Regions from separate parts of the Homo sapiens genome. Here all the other regions are linked to region 3. Evidence: chromatin contacts called from ENCODE Hi-C or POLR2A ChIA-PET data. All regions are on one chromosome and are shown on one strand. The core of a region is the stretch at or near the end of the contact, and the rest is flanking DNA. Distances in the headings are between cores, read along the strand shown.

The links. A loop is a pair of places that touch in the nucleus more often than their neighbours do. ChIA-PET counts read pairs that join two places held with the same protein, here RNA polymerase II (POLR2A). Pooled maps may share reads with other maps.
Region 1: a pooled map shows a loop between it and region 3 (3-fold over the local background). The contact joins the enhancer-like site here to the promoter of STK33 in region 3. A Hi-C loop is called at or near these places in 1 of 168 maps with a recorded cell type or tissue (K562) and 2 of 50 pooled maps. POLR2A ChIA-PET finds 5 or more read pairs at or near these places in 2 of 52 experiments (K562 and activated CD4-positive, alpha-beta T cell).
Region 2: a pooled map shows a loop between it and region 3 (2.7-fold over the local background). The contact joins the enhancer-like site here to the promoter of STK33 in region 3. A Hi-C loop is called at or near these places in 5 of 50 pooled maps. POLR2A ChIA-PET finds 5 or more read pairs at or near these places in 2 of 52 experiments (Panc1 and activated T-cell).

What each region holds. Positions count from the first base shown.
Region 1 is chr11:8,729,783-8,733,906 of GRCh38, forward strand. DENND2B (DENN domain containing 2B) reads right to left here. Exons shown (of 20, transcript NM_213618.2): 3 at 168-1,427. Among named protein-coding and RNA genes, the nearest start is that of DENND2B-AS1, 37 kb to the right of the region's middle. Within about 2 kb of position 2,654, at least 28 of the 41 ENCODE cell types and tissues checked have a DNase peak (open chromatin) inside an H3K27ac peak, as active enhancers do.
Region 2 is chr11:8,830,632-8,834,677 of GRCh38, forward strand. It overlaps a transcript of DENND2B not described here. Among named protein-coding and RNA genes, the nearest start is that of DENND2B, 22 kb to the left of the region's middle. RefSeq lists enhancers at 1,209-2,010, 1,960-2,279, 2,011-2,811. Within about 2 kb of position 2,025, at least 9 of the 41 ENCODE cell types and tissues checked have a DNase peak (open chromatin) inside an H3K27ac peak, as active enhancers do.
Region 3 is chr11:8,592,259-8,596,285 of GRCh38, forward strand. It overlaps STK33 (serine/threonine kinase 33), which reads right to left and starts at 1,970. Exons shown (of 16, transcript NM_001352389.2): 1 at 1,825-1,970. RefSeq lists a silencer at 1,533-1,792.

The DNA.
Region 1 (4,124 bases), core at 1,404-3,903, 140 kb after region 3:
AACAATCTCATTTTTCACTACCACAACTACCACCTAACAATTATTCAGCACTTCAGAGCTTACGAAGCACTAATGACTGCGACCCATCCTACAATCTGTGTTTGCACTGTCCATTTAAAAGAAAGCCACGGTATTCAGCTACAACACACCGGAGGGGCATGCATTACCTGCTCTGGGACTTGCGGTGACCACGCATGTCCTTCTTGGGTCTCCGGGTGACTGGCGGGGCTGGGGTGGAGGGCAAGGGAGGTGGAGCAGCAGGTGTGGGTGAAGGAGGTAGACCATTACTGGGCTTACTCTTGGGGTTCTTGTCAGCCTCGTATTCAAAGGTGCGCTTGGGTTTGGGGACAGGGTTCACAGCGGGATCGAGGGAACTCTTCGATGGCAGCCGCTGGGAGCTAGGGCTATTTCCAGGGGTCCCGGGCTTAGTGGAACCACTGCCTTCCCTCTCTGGGGGTGGGCCCGCCTCCCCCGCAACACCAGCCACTCCGACTGCCCGGCTGCCAGCGCTCACACTCGCGCCCCCTGCCGGCTCCTCCAAGGAGCCCAAGGTTCCAGTCTTCCTTTTCCCCCGGTCCACGCTGTAGCAGCTGCTGGGGAGCTGGGGGAGCCCCCGGCCCGGCTGCTCCTTCAGGACCTGTTCAATTTTCTGGATCCGGCTCAGCACTGCTGAGCTCTCCTTCCTGCTGCCATGCCCCCTGAGGAAGGCGCTGGGCTCACTCCGGCCCAGCCGTTTCTCCAGCCGGTAGAAAGAGTCCCGGACAGGGAGCGCCTCTCCCTCCTCCTCAGTCTCTGGGTAGGAACACTCGGAGAAGGTCCTGCTCATCCTCCGGAGGCCCTTGAAATCAAAGGTCTTTTCAGAGCTGCAGGGGGACGGCACCACGCTGGGACAGCCCAGGCTGGGGCAGCCCTCACTGGCCGCCCACTCGCTCCCAGAGCCCTCCCGCTTCTCTCCACACATGCTCATCCTGGGCGACGCCTCTCGGCGACCTTCCCATGCTGATATCTTCTCCCGGATGCCCAGGCTGTGGGCGCGGGTACCGGTACGGGTCAGCAAGACGCCCCGGGGGCCAGCTGCTGGCCCCGGGAATGGCGTGCTCTGGGCAAGGGGGAGGCAGGCAGCGACCCCTGCTACATCCTGGGCTGCGCCTTGGACACTTTCCTTTTGGGCGTCTCTCTTGCACGCCGAAGGGCTTCTGTCCAAATAACCGAAGCTGGCGGTCTTGAAGGGACAGGTGGGTGGGGAAGTATCTGGGGAGGGATCTTGAGGATTCTGGGGTGAAGGAGCTGGGGGGTGCCGGTCCTTGAGGAGCACCCGGGAGCTGGAGTGGCTGGGGTACCTGCAGGCTGAGGTTTCACTATCACTGAGCGGGTAGATGGGACTCCTTGGTGGGGAGAGAACTGGAGGTGGAGAGACTGACTGAGACCTGGGGGCAAAACAAAACAAAGGAAAAGAAAAGAAAATGGCAGTGAGTGGCTGACCAACCAGTGGCATCCTGTTTTATTCTTACAGAACTCAGCATCTTTTTCCTGGAGGACTCTCAAAGAGTATTCTATTCAAGTAATATACCTTGAAGGCTGTCTTCAAGGAGAGCAATAGCTCCTTAATCACAGCAGGCCAAACTCAACAGGCCTCTCTGCCCAAACCATCCCCAGGCACCCTGAGTAATGTCTGAAACAGACACCTGTTCTGTGCCAAGCGAGAGCATCCCAAGAGTCTAACATCTGCCAGTAAGAGGACAGAAAGCCCAGTGGTGTGCTGCCACATGCTTAACAACCAGTTCTCAGAAGGTGTGGTGGCTCATGCCTGTAATCCCAGCACTTAGAGAGGCAGAGGCAAGAGGATCGCTTGAGCCCAGCAGTTCAAGACCAGCCTGGGCAACATAGTGAGACTCTGTGTATGGTAAAAAGAGGGAAAAAGGGACCAAAAACCCCAAAACCAAACAAGTCTGAACAACCGGCTCTCTAGGGGCAACAGCAGATTGGTAGCACTTGCCAACTTTGGTAGTATAAATATTCCAACTATGGCTGAGCTACCAATGTGACGTCACTGGCTGTGGAGTTGAGAAGAGATGCCACTAATCAGCTCTTGTGAACTGGTGCAAGGTGGTTCTTGAACACTACTCCCTGAAGTGGCCCCCAAATACACTCAGACCCTTTGATCTTTCCCTTTAACAAGCCTCTGTCTCCCCTGGGACTTCTGCTACTAGACATAACATCTCACTTCTTCATGTTGGGTTCTGACCAGAATTAGAATCCCTGAGGGCCTCAGACAGGTCAGAAGCGCCCCTCAGGAAAGAGTCTTTTCCACTCTATCATTGAGGAAGCCAATGGGGTGGGGAGGCCAACTCCTTAGGCAGCTCCACCCTCCAGCAGTGGCATCACATCCAATAATTGGCATCTACCATGTCCCAGCTCCAAATCCATATGCAGATCTTGGCAACTACAAGGAACACTTCTGAATAAATGTTTTTACATATGTTAACTCATTTAATCTTCCTGAAAAGTCTATGAGGTTATCATGTTTATTATCTTCATTTTACAAATAAAAAACACTAAGGCACAGAAAGGTTTAATATCTCATCCGAGGTCACTCAGCTGGTAAGTGAAACCAGGACGTGAACTTCCACTACACTGGGCTGACTCTCTGAAGAGGAAGCAGTGCCTCTGCCACTTTCTGAACTGCCAGGGCCCTGAGGCAACTCAAGAGAAATCCCCACAGCACTCAGCACACCCCTGCCACAGCACTTGTAAGTATCAAGGGACTTCTTGGTCTTCCCTACTAGACCATGGTTTCTTCTAGGCCCAGGGACAAACAAATAGTGTCTGGAAGGTGCTCGGTGAATGATGAAGAGCAAAAGGAAGGGAAAGGTGAGCTTATTGAAGAGCACCATGAGCATACTTCCTCTTGGGCACACTTTTCTACTTGTCTACTAGAGTAACCACTGTCAACTTTCAGAATTCTTTCCAAACAGTTTCAGTTCAAAAACAGCAGGATTTGCCAACACTGCACAGCACAAGGCCTACCTGACCCTAAGGCCGTGGCCCTCAGCTCTGGGCTGCCCAGCCTCTCAGGCTCCGGAATGCCATGCTATCCACAGGAAGGCAGCCAGCTGCCCCTGAGCCAGGCTGCTGTCACTGCTCGCTCACACACAGAAAACTGGAGTTTGGGTGAGTCAGGGATTGGCTGACAATTCCCTGCTGGGTCACAGGCCTCTGGCTGCCCCCAATCAACAGGAAACCTCAACATGCTTAAGTTGTTTTTCAAAGGGCAAGTCAAACAAGAGCCATCCCATGTGTATATGGGCACAGATGAGAGAAATTCAGTGCCAAGCCAAGCCAATGACCAAAGAGGCTCTGCTCAGTGAGGAGGTGTGAACAGAGTAAGCCTCCGCACTCCCTGGGGTAGGGAGCGGCAGGGCAAGTCGCCAGGCTTGAGGCGGGGGGAGATCCCAACTTCCTCACAGTTCATGGAGGCCTTAGGTCTCTCTTATTTTATAGAACCATAAATACAAAAGGTCATCAGTCTAGCCCCTAAGTGAATGAGTGTCTGTGCTACACAAAGGACTCTGTTTTAGTTCTCAACTGAAGATGCATTTGACAGAGGACAATTTCATTTGTTTATTCATTCGACAAATACTTAGTGAGCACCTACTCTGTGCTAGGCCTGTTCTAGGTGCTAGATACAAGAATAAACAACACAGACATAAATTCATGTCCTCGTGAAGCTTATATTCTACTGGGAGATGGCAGGCACCTAATGAGACTCACAATCTCTTGGGAAGCCTTTTTAAACTATACATGCCTCACCTGCTCAGGCACTTTGATATGTGGTTCCCTAGGGCTGTGTCTCCCCAGCGGCCCAGGAGAGAATTCACCAGTCCATGGAACCACTGTTACTTATGGTAGTGTGGGGCATGGCTCCTTGGGATAGGAAAATGATTCAGGTCCTCTGGTCCATCTGATCCCAGCATGCTTTCAGAAAGAGTGATTCTATAACTTCCCTTAGTGGCTCCAGCACGAATAAATCCTCACAGGTTAAGAACTTTCTCTCAATGCCTACCCTGCTTCAACTGAGGTTTCATTTCTCCCCTCTCATGCAGCATAAAATAGAGAGTAGACTG
Region 2 (4,046 bases), core at 775-3,274, 240 kb after region 3:
GGGTACAGAGGAAGGAGAGAAGAGGTGGAATTAATACCCTCCCAACTCCTAAAGTATCTTCCCGCCTGTTCCTCCCTGCTTTCACCCACTCTGGTGGGGGAAAGAGCCCCCATCACAGGCTCCAATCCACCTATTCTCTGAGGCTGAGCCTGAGCCCATCAGAACAGCATGCAGACAGCTCTATTTAGCTCCATTCTTCATGTTCTGATCCGCCCGTGTGATAGCAACAGCTGCTCACAGTGCCTGACAGTAGTGGGAAGATAAAAGGAAGAAAGAGACACATAAGAAAGAAAAGCCAAGACCAGTAGTCATCTTCTAATATATATTTCATACCTGGGCCCTGGAGGGAAATCTGCTTCAAATTAAGCCCCATCTGTTCTCAAGCCCCCAAAGAGGCAGAGCACCCATGAGAAGGGCTCTATACCCTGCCAGGGCACAGACACCAGTGAAGATTGGCAGCTGCAAAGAAGGATGGCATCCTTGAGGAAGCCAACAAACTGGGAGGTGGAGCCCCTGGCTGACCAGCCCATTCTTAGACTCAGAGCCTCTGCCCCACAACACATGACCCCAAGACCTCCCTGATAGGTAAGAATCACATAAGTATGTAATGGGTGTAAAATGGGGAGGATTGTCAGGAGATCGGCCCAATTCCCAGAGGAAAGCATTCCTGGCCATCACACCCAAGGTACTCAGCAATGCAAGCATAACCTAGCATGCCTAAACCCACCTTCCCCACTACTCCTGGCTTCTGGCCACTCGGGAGCAAATACACCTCTGCAAAAGTCCCAGCTTTTGTGCTCCCCACAGCCAGCCCCCACCATCGTCTCTCCAGATCTTCTCCTGTTTATAAGATGCATTCACTCCTAATCTCCACTTCCAGACACACACACACACCCTTGGGTAGACACAGGGCAATAAGCCTACCTCTCAGGCTCAACTTCTGGGCTGCACACAGTGGGGTGGCTTGCTCCCGTAATCCCAGCACGTTGGGAGGCTGAGGCAAGAGGACTGTTTGAGCCCAGGAGTTCAAGAGCAGCCCGAGCAACACAGCAAGACCCTGTCTCCATAAAAAAAAGATGGAAAAATTAAATTCTGTAGGATTCACTCCCTAAATAATTAAAAATTTAAACTTAAATTTTAAAAAACCAGGCTTAACTTCTACCCAGTGTGTGTTCATGCTCCCTTGGGCCCTTTCTGCTTGCAGGAGCTGATGATGCTGGGTGCACTCTGAAAGATTTTAAACCTGGTAAGGATGGTAATGCCTTCAGGGGCCAGAGGATGCCTTCACAAACCATTCAGAGTGTCAACAGAGCCAGACTGGGGAGACGTCCAGTTATACCAAGACCAAGAGGCAGATTCTCTCATCTGCCTCTAAGCTCCTTCCTCACAAAAGGTATCTGCCACACCCATCTCCAGTGCCAAAGATGGATCACAGCCGACTGAGCCGACTGTCTCTCCTCCTACCCCTCACCCCCGCCTTCCAGAGTGACAGCGAGACAGGAAAGCAAGTTGGAAAATTTTTAAAAGAACCAACACCTCGGCCAGGCACAGTGGCTCACGCCTGTAATCCCAGCACTATTGGAAGCCGAGGTGGGCGGATCACAAGGTCAAGAGATCAAGACCATCCTGGCCAACACGGTGAAACCCCGTCTCTAGTACAAAATACAAAAATTAGCTGGGCATGGTGGTGCACACTTGTAGTCCCAGCTACTCGGGAGGTTGAGGCAGGAGAATTGCTTGGACCGGGGAGGCGGAGGTTGCTGTGGGCCGAGATTGTGCCATTGCACTCCAGCCTGGCAACAGAGCGAGACTCTGTCTCCAAAAAAAAAAAAAAAAAAAAGAACCAACACCTCATCACAATCCATGAAAAGCTAGCTCCTGGCTCTAGGACTGCAAGAAAAGGGAATTCCACCTTCAAACTCCTGGTTACCTTCCATGGCTGGTCTCAGTGGAACTAGCATTCCTCCTCACAGAGGCATGAGGCAGCCACACCCCACACAGCCCCAGAGCCCAGAGGCAGAGTTGGGCAGAAAGGAATGCAGATAGTTTCCCAGAAGTGTCTGGCCGAGAAGGAAACCAAGAGCTTACCCACAGCTTCCTGGGCCCTGACTGGGAGGCACTGGGTTCTCACAACAAGGATTCTGGCAATTCAGGGATGGTGAGGCCCTTGTATGTGAAAGCCCACAGGAGGCGAGGACACAGTGGTGGGAAGAGGCCCTGACAGAACAAGCCTGGGCTGGCCCCAGACGGCTTCCAGTAAGCAGCGGCTGCACTTGAATGTCAGCAAGGGTCTTAGGGAGACCCGAAGCAATCCAGTCACAGGGGAGCCCAAGGCAGGCACGCAGATGTGAGGTCGGATCCTCTTAGCATAGGCTTTGGCGTCACCTGCTTTCCAGGAAGCAGGCTTCATTTTCTAACACATCTTGAGGGAGGAGGGCAAACCGGAGGGGAAGCCCAACATCTGACAGGCCAGCAAAGCTGGTGAGCAGATGGGCTCTAATGCCTCCCAGCTTGATTCTCTCAGTCATGCTTCAGAGGTCATAAGGCTTTTTTTAGTCCTACTGTTAGTACCACAGCTCCCAGAAGCCTGTGCTTCCTCCAAATTATGACCCTGTAAGGCTCTGTTCTAGGATAAGCACAGGAGAAGGAGCAGAACACAGAAAGAGTTATTAAAGATGCCTTCCTGTTATATACTAAGTGTCCACGTGAAGGATATCAAAATAAAATAATAAAATAATTTTAATTTAAAAGTGGATTACATCATTAACTGTTTCCTTTGCAAGGAAAGGGCAATTCCTAATACAGATTCCATAAAATCCAGATGACACTTCCCCTTCTCATATACGACCTGGACTCTGAAAACCTTAATCAGTTGCTAGCATTAATACAAAATACACACAGAGACACATATAGACACACGTCTGTTCTTCAAAGCTTTGTTCGGGAAGCCAAAGATACAAGAACCCTTCCAACTTCATGTCCCTATGGGGATAACAGGAGGCACAGAGTTAAATATGGTTTTTCCCAAGCAAAGACCTTGGCTGCGAATAGGATTAAGGGTGGCTCTGGACACCCCCACATGCAGGAAGAAGGCTAAGCACCTGGAATCTCCCCTTCCTCCACAGCACCAGTAAATGAACTGATGTCATCTCTCTGGTAGCCAAACATGTCTGTCTCCCAGCCCCTAGGATTTCACCCATCCTTACCTCAAAATTGCATAATAAGGGTCTGCAGCTGGTTAGTTCAGTTACTCACAGCCTGGTGCCAGTGAAGCAAAGGTAAAAAGTTGGCTACTTAGAGCCATTAGTTTCACCTTACCCTGTGGCCACAGATTTTAACTGTTTAAACCTAGATCAAAATGCATGCTGCTTTTTTCAGAGAGACAAGACCAAAGATGAACTCAAAAAGAGCATCCCTGGGCACCACAGAAAGAAGGACAAAGATAAAATCAGCTGTGACTGTACTTCTTTGGAACGGGATGACACATGCTGATCCCCAAGCAAGAACATCTGGATAAGCTTTCCCACCCTCACAGGAAATTTTCAGTCACCTGGAACCTAGTACAGTTTGGAAAGTCATTCTATTTTCCTGAACTGTTCATTCCACAAGGAGATGCTGCAGTTTACACACAGTGCACTGGGACATCTTCAGTTTTCATAGATTAGCAGCATATGCGTCCTACAGGAAAGGTCTGTAGCTTTAAATTAGACGCTTTCCATCCTAAGACCTGATACAGCATTGCAACAAGAATGTATTATTTCCTTGTCAAAAATCAGAGGAGATAACTCCACTAACCCCACTAAACAGTAAGTTTAAAGAATGCGATCCTGTCATAATTACATCATGATTTTCAAAGTGGGAGAATTTCATTGGGTTTTAAGCTCAAGTTTTTCCCAGTGTGACACACAGTGCGAAAAAGAAAAGAGCTTAGGCAAAGTTAGGCATGGCACATTCCAGCTCCTCTAGCCGAGACTGAAGAAAACAGACCTAGCTTTCCTGACCTGCTCCCGGAAGCCCTTGGAAGCACTTTTCTTCCTCTTCATGCA
Region 3 (4,027 bases), core at 720-3,219:
TTCCTGCCTGGGCTGGGGAAGATAAAAATCAAACAATTAAACAACTGGTAAGAAAAAACTAAGACTCCAATACAAAAACCATCAAAAAGCTTTTGCTAATAGCTAACAATAAGATTTCACTTAAAACATATTAATAATGACAGATGTGAGTTAAAATAAGGAGGTGCCATTTTTATCTGTGAAATTAGCAAAGTTTTTAAAATAATAATGCTAATATGGGTGTCATAAAACTGACGGTGGCAATGTAAATTGGCATAATCTTTCTGAAAAACAGTATGGCAATGTTTCGATGTTTTGAGAGCATTCACAATGTTCCTGCCCTTTGACCTCCCTATAATTTCATTTTTGGGAACTGTTTTTTTATTTTTTTTTGAGACAGGGTCTCACTCCATTGCCCAGGCTGGAATGCAGTGGCAAGTTCACTGCAGCCTCGAACTCTCAAAAATATCTTGGTCTGGATGGTCATGTACATGGTCACCCAACTTTTTGGCCACATTAAGAGTTTTGTCTTTATTCTAAGAATAATGAGAAGCCATGATGGATTTTGAGCTAGAGGAGGTTGGGGGGTAGCATAATCAAATTTTAGTTGTGAAAATACTACTCCTGCTGCAGGGCAAAGAATGGATGGGAATATTGAAAGGAAAGGATAAATACCTTTAGATTAGTTAAGAGGCTACTACTGGACAACAGATCATGGTAGATTGGTCTAGGGTAATAGTAGCAGAGACAGAGATACTCAAATGGATTTGAGATTTGGTTTGAAGATAAAATGAATAGAACTTGATGATTGTTTGGATATGGAAAGGAAGAAAGTGCGAGGTGTCAAGGATGAGGCCAAGATTTCTGATTTGCAAACTAGAGGTTGGTATGACCCATTGAGATAGCAACAGAGATTTACACGAGCTAAAAATTTAAATGCGCGATATATCTGCATATCCATCACTGTCTAAAGGCACGGGCCTGGAGAACAAGGAAAGAGTTTGGGTTCAAAACTTGTTGATGTTCCTTTCCATTCACAGAGCCCTCTTTCAAGGCAGGACTATCCTATTTTCTGGTTGGATATTGGAGTCATTTGGTGGTCAGGCAAAAAAGAAGGTCCTTCTTAGCTGGTGATATGGGACGGGGAGCACCAGACCACTCTTAGCATGCAAATATCCCTTACTAACGCTCAAGTGCTTTTCACATGTACTGTTCACAAAACAGCTTCACATATAGGTTCACTGAAACCCACGACCTTGTGAGAAATTATAATCTACATTTAGGAAGCTGAGGGAGAGTTCTTAAATTACCTGTCCACAGAGCCAGTACGGGGCTGCTTTATGTCATCCTTTCACCTCCTATGTGCAGCCTCTAGGTGCAAGAGACTATCTTAAGGGCAACAGGAAACCTACCATATAATGGGGTCCCACTAGGTACCAGGCTCTAGCAGTTTAAAAAAAAGAAACACAACTTCAGAACTTCTAAGGATGTTTCCCACACACTTACCCCACAGTAAGTTCGCTTCTAAACTTTCAAAAAGTTTCACGTCCCAAGATGGGGTGAAGGTGAGACGGTGGAGATGAACCGGGGCAGACAGAGACCACCCCAAATACCGGACCCGGGGGAAATGGGGTACCAACGGCTGGGCCCCAGGAGACACTCGGAGGGGTCCGCGGGCTCGGCCCGGTCCCTCCGCTGGGGGGTTACCAGCCGGCCGGCAGCGAGATACCCAGAGGCCCGTTTTTCCACCGCGTTGCCATAGCAACGGCCTGGCCGGCTGCGCCCCGGGCCGCCCGCCCCATCCCGCGGGCCCGCCCTGAGCCAGTGACTCCAGGGACCACTCACCGCGGCCGGCGGACTGGCGGGTCTCCGACAGGTGCGCACACTCGGCGCAGGCTGTCGCTGAGCCCGGAATTCTGCACCGGGAGAAACTTTTCAGCCCGCAGAGCAACCGCAGGGCAGTGGACGGGGGCCGCGCGAGGACAAACAGCGGCGGCGGGTGCAAAGCCCCTTCTCCAAGCCGCGGGGTTGGCCGGGAGGTGCCGGCTGCACAACGGCGCCCACGTGACCCAGGTGCAGCCCCAGGCGCGCCCAAGGGCAGCTCGCCTTAGAGAAGGACCTAAAACCCCGTCTGGGGCACAGAGGAGCAGCCACGTGTTACGTAAAATAAAGCTTTGTAGCAGGAATATCACAGTACTGAGGTGATTGATGCTCAGGCCACTCTTCTCACTCGGAGTCAAGCCCATCAAGCCCCAGCCAGTTGGAGCAAGGGCTGCAAGCCTTGAACTGCAGTGAGTGGGGAGCTGGCCTAAAAAGACGGGAAAATGCTGGGGGGAGGGTGTTTGTCCCCACGCAGGGGCTGAGAAGACTCCTGACAGATCAAATGACGATTCTCAGGGATATGTTTTAGCTACAAACCTATGAGAACCATCTGAATGCCTGCCCCATGCAACAGAGGGTCCAGCTGTATGCTAATGTATTTACTGGCCTGAACTAAGAATGGCTTCTGTGGTCCTGGGTCCTACTCTCTAGCAGTGTGGGGAAGAAATTCAACTCTCCTAATACTAGCCTAATTATTTGAGGCAGATGTTCTCTAAAATTAGCTGATTGATAGCCAGTAACTTGATACGGCAGGTGGATTCATTGTATTGCTTCGGGGGAGGCTACATTTGGCAACTAGTTCATCCAGTCCTTTTCATCAAAAAACTCAAAATGGTCATAATGGGTGACTGGTAACTTCAAACTTCAAACCACTGGACTAGGCCGGGCGCAGTGGCTCACACCGATAATCTCAGCACTTTGGGAGGCCAAGGCAGGAGGATTGCTAGAACCCAGAAGTTCAAGACCAGCCTGGGTAACACTGGGAGGCCCCCATCTCTACAAAATTAAAAACTACCTGGCCACCAAAGGGCTGCAAGAAACCTACCATATAATGACGTCCTACTAGGTACCAGGCTCTAGGAGATTAAAAAAGATCTCCTAGGATAATCTCCCGCATCTTAAGGTCCTTAATCACATCTGTAAAGTGCCCTTTGCATATAAGGTAACATATTCACAGGTTCCAGCCTGGGCGACATAGCCAGCCCTGCCTCTAAAAACAAAAGCAACCACTGGACTGCGTTTTGCCCTGGATTAAACCAGACCACCAAAAAACTGTATGTTTGTACCATTTTGTCTTCACCGTTGGCAACATTGCATGAACCAAGTCATGTTTAGCACTATGCCATTTGCTTATATTAAGAGATGCTGTTTAAAAAAATTCATGATACCTCTGCATTTACTAGAGGGATTACTTTAAGAATGTTGTTTATTACATCTTTGTAGCAGAATCCTACCAGCTTGTCCAGCGCAGAGCTTTTCAAACTTTTTTGAGCACAATCCATCAAAATAAATATGTTTTACATTATCACTCAATACACAGGTACTCATATATTTAGTAAATGAAACAAGTTTTATAAAACATTACCCACATCACATGCTATGCACCCTGATACTTTTAATCTCTTTTTAAGGCTAGTTTCTACCCACTAATGGTTTCTTGACCTTCAATGCAAGTTGCATTTCAAAAACAGCAGTATAACCAGATGTCTTTTTCTGGAAACTAGACCTGGATCCTCAGACAAGGTAACCAGGCCACCTGACTACAGTTGATTGCTCCAATAGTAGGGACCTGACTCAAGATAAGGCAATCATATCCCTCTCCCAGGAATTTGGAATTAGGACAGAGAGATTGCAATCTTTCTCTAGGAAGCTAATGTGGAAACACAGAACATCTTTAAAATAGAAAATCAGAAGCCTTCAACAGACATACTTTCCCACCATGTGGCCAAAAGCAATGTAGAAAGCCAGGCTGCAGGGAAAATGGGAAAAGAAGAGGAAGGCTGAAAAAGATATACAGAAAGAAGAGACCAAAAGAGTTCTGACGGCTTTCCATTCCTAGTCATGGTATTTTCTGAAATGAATTGTATTCCTGCCTTTGAATTCCATATAGTATTTCCAACTCTTTGGAGTTGGGAGGAGGGGCCTACCACACTAATATAATCACCTA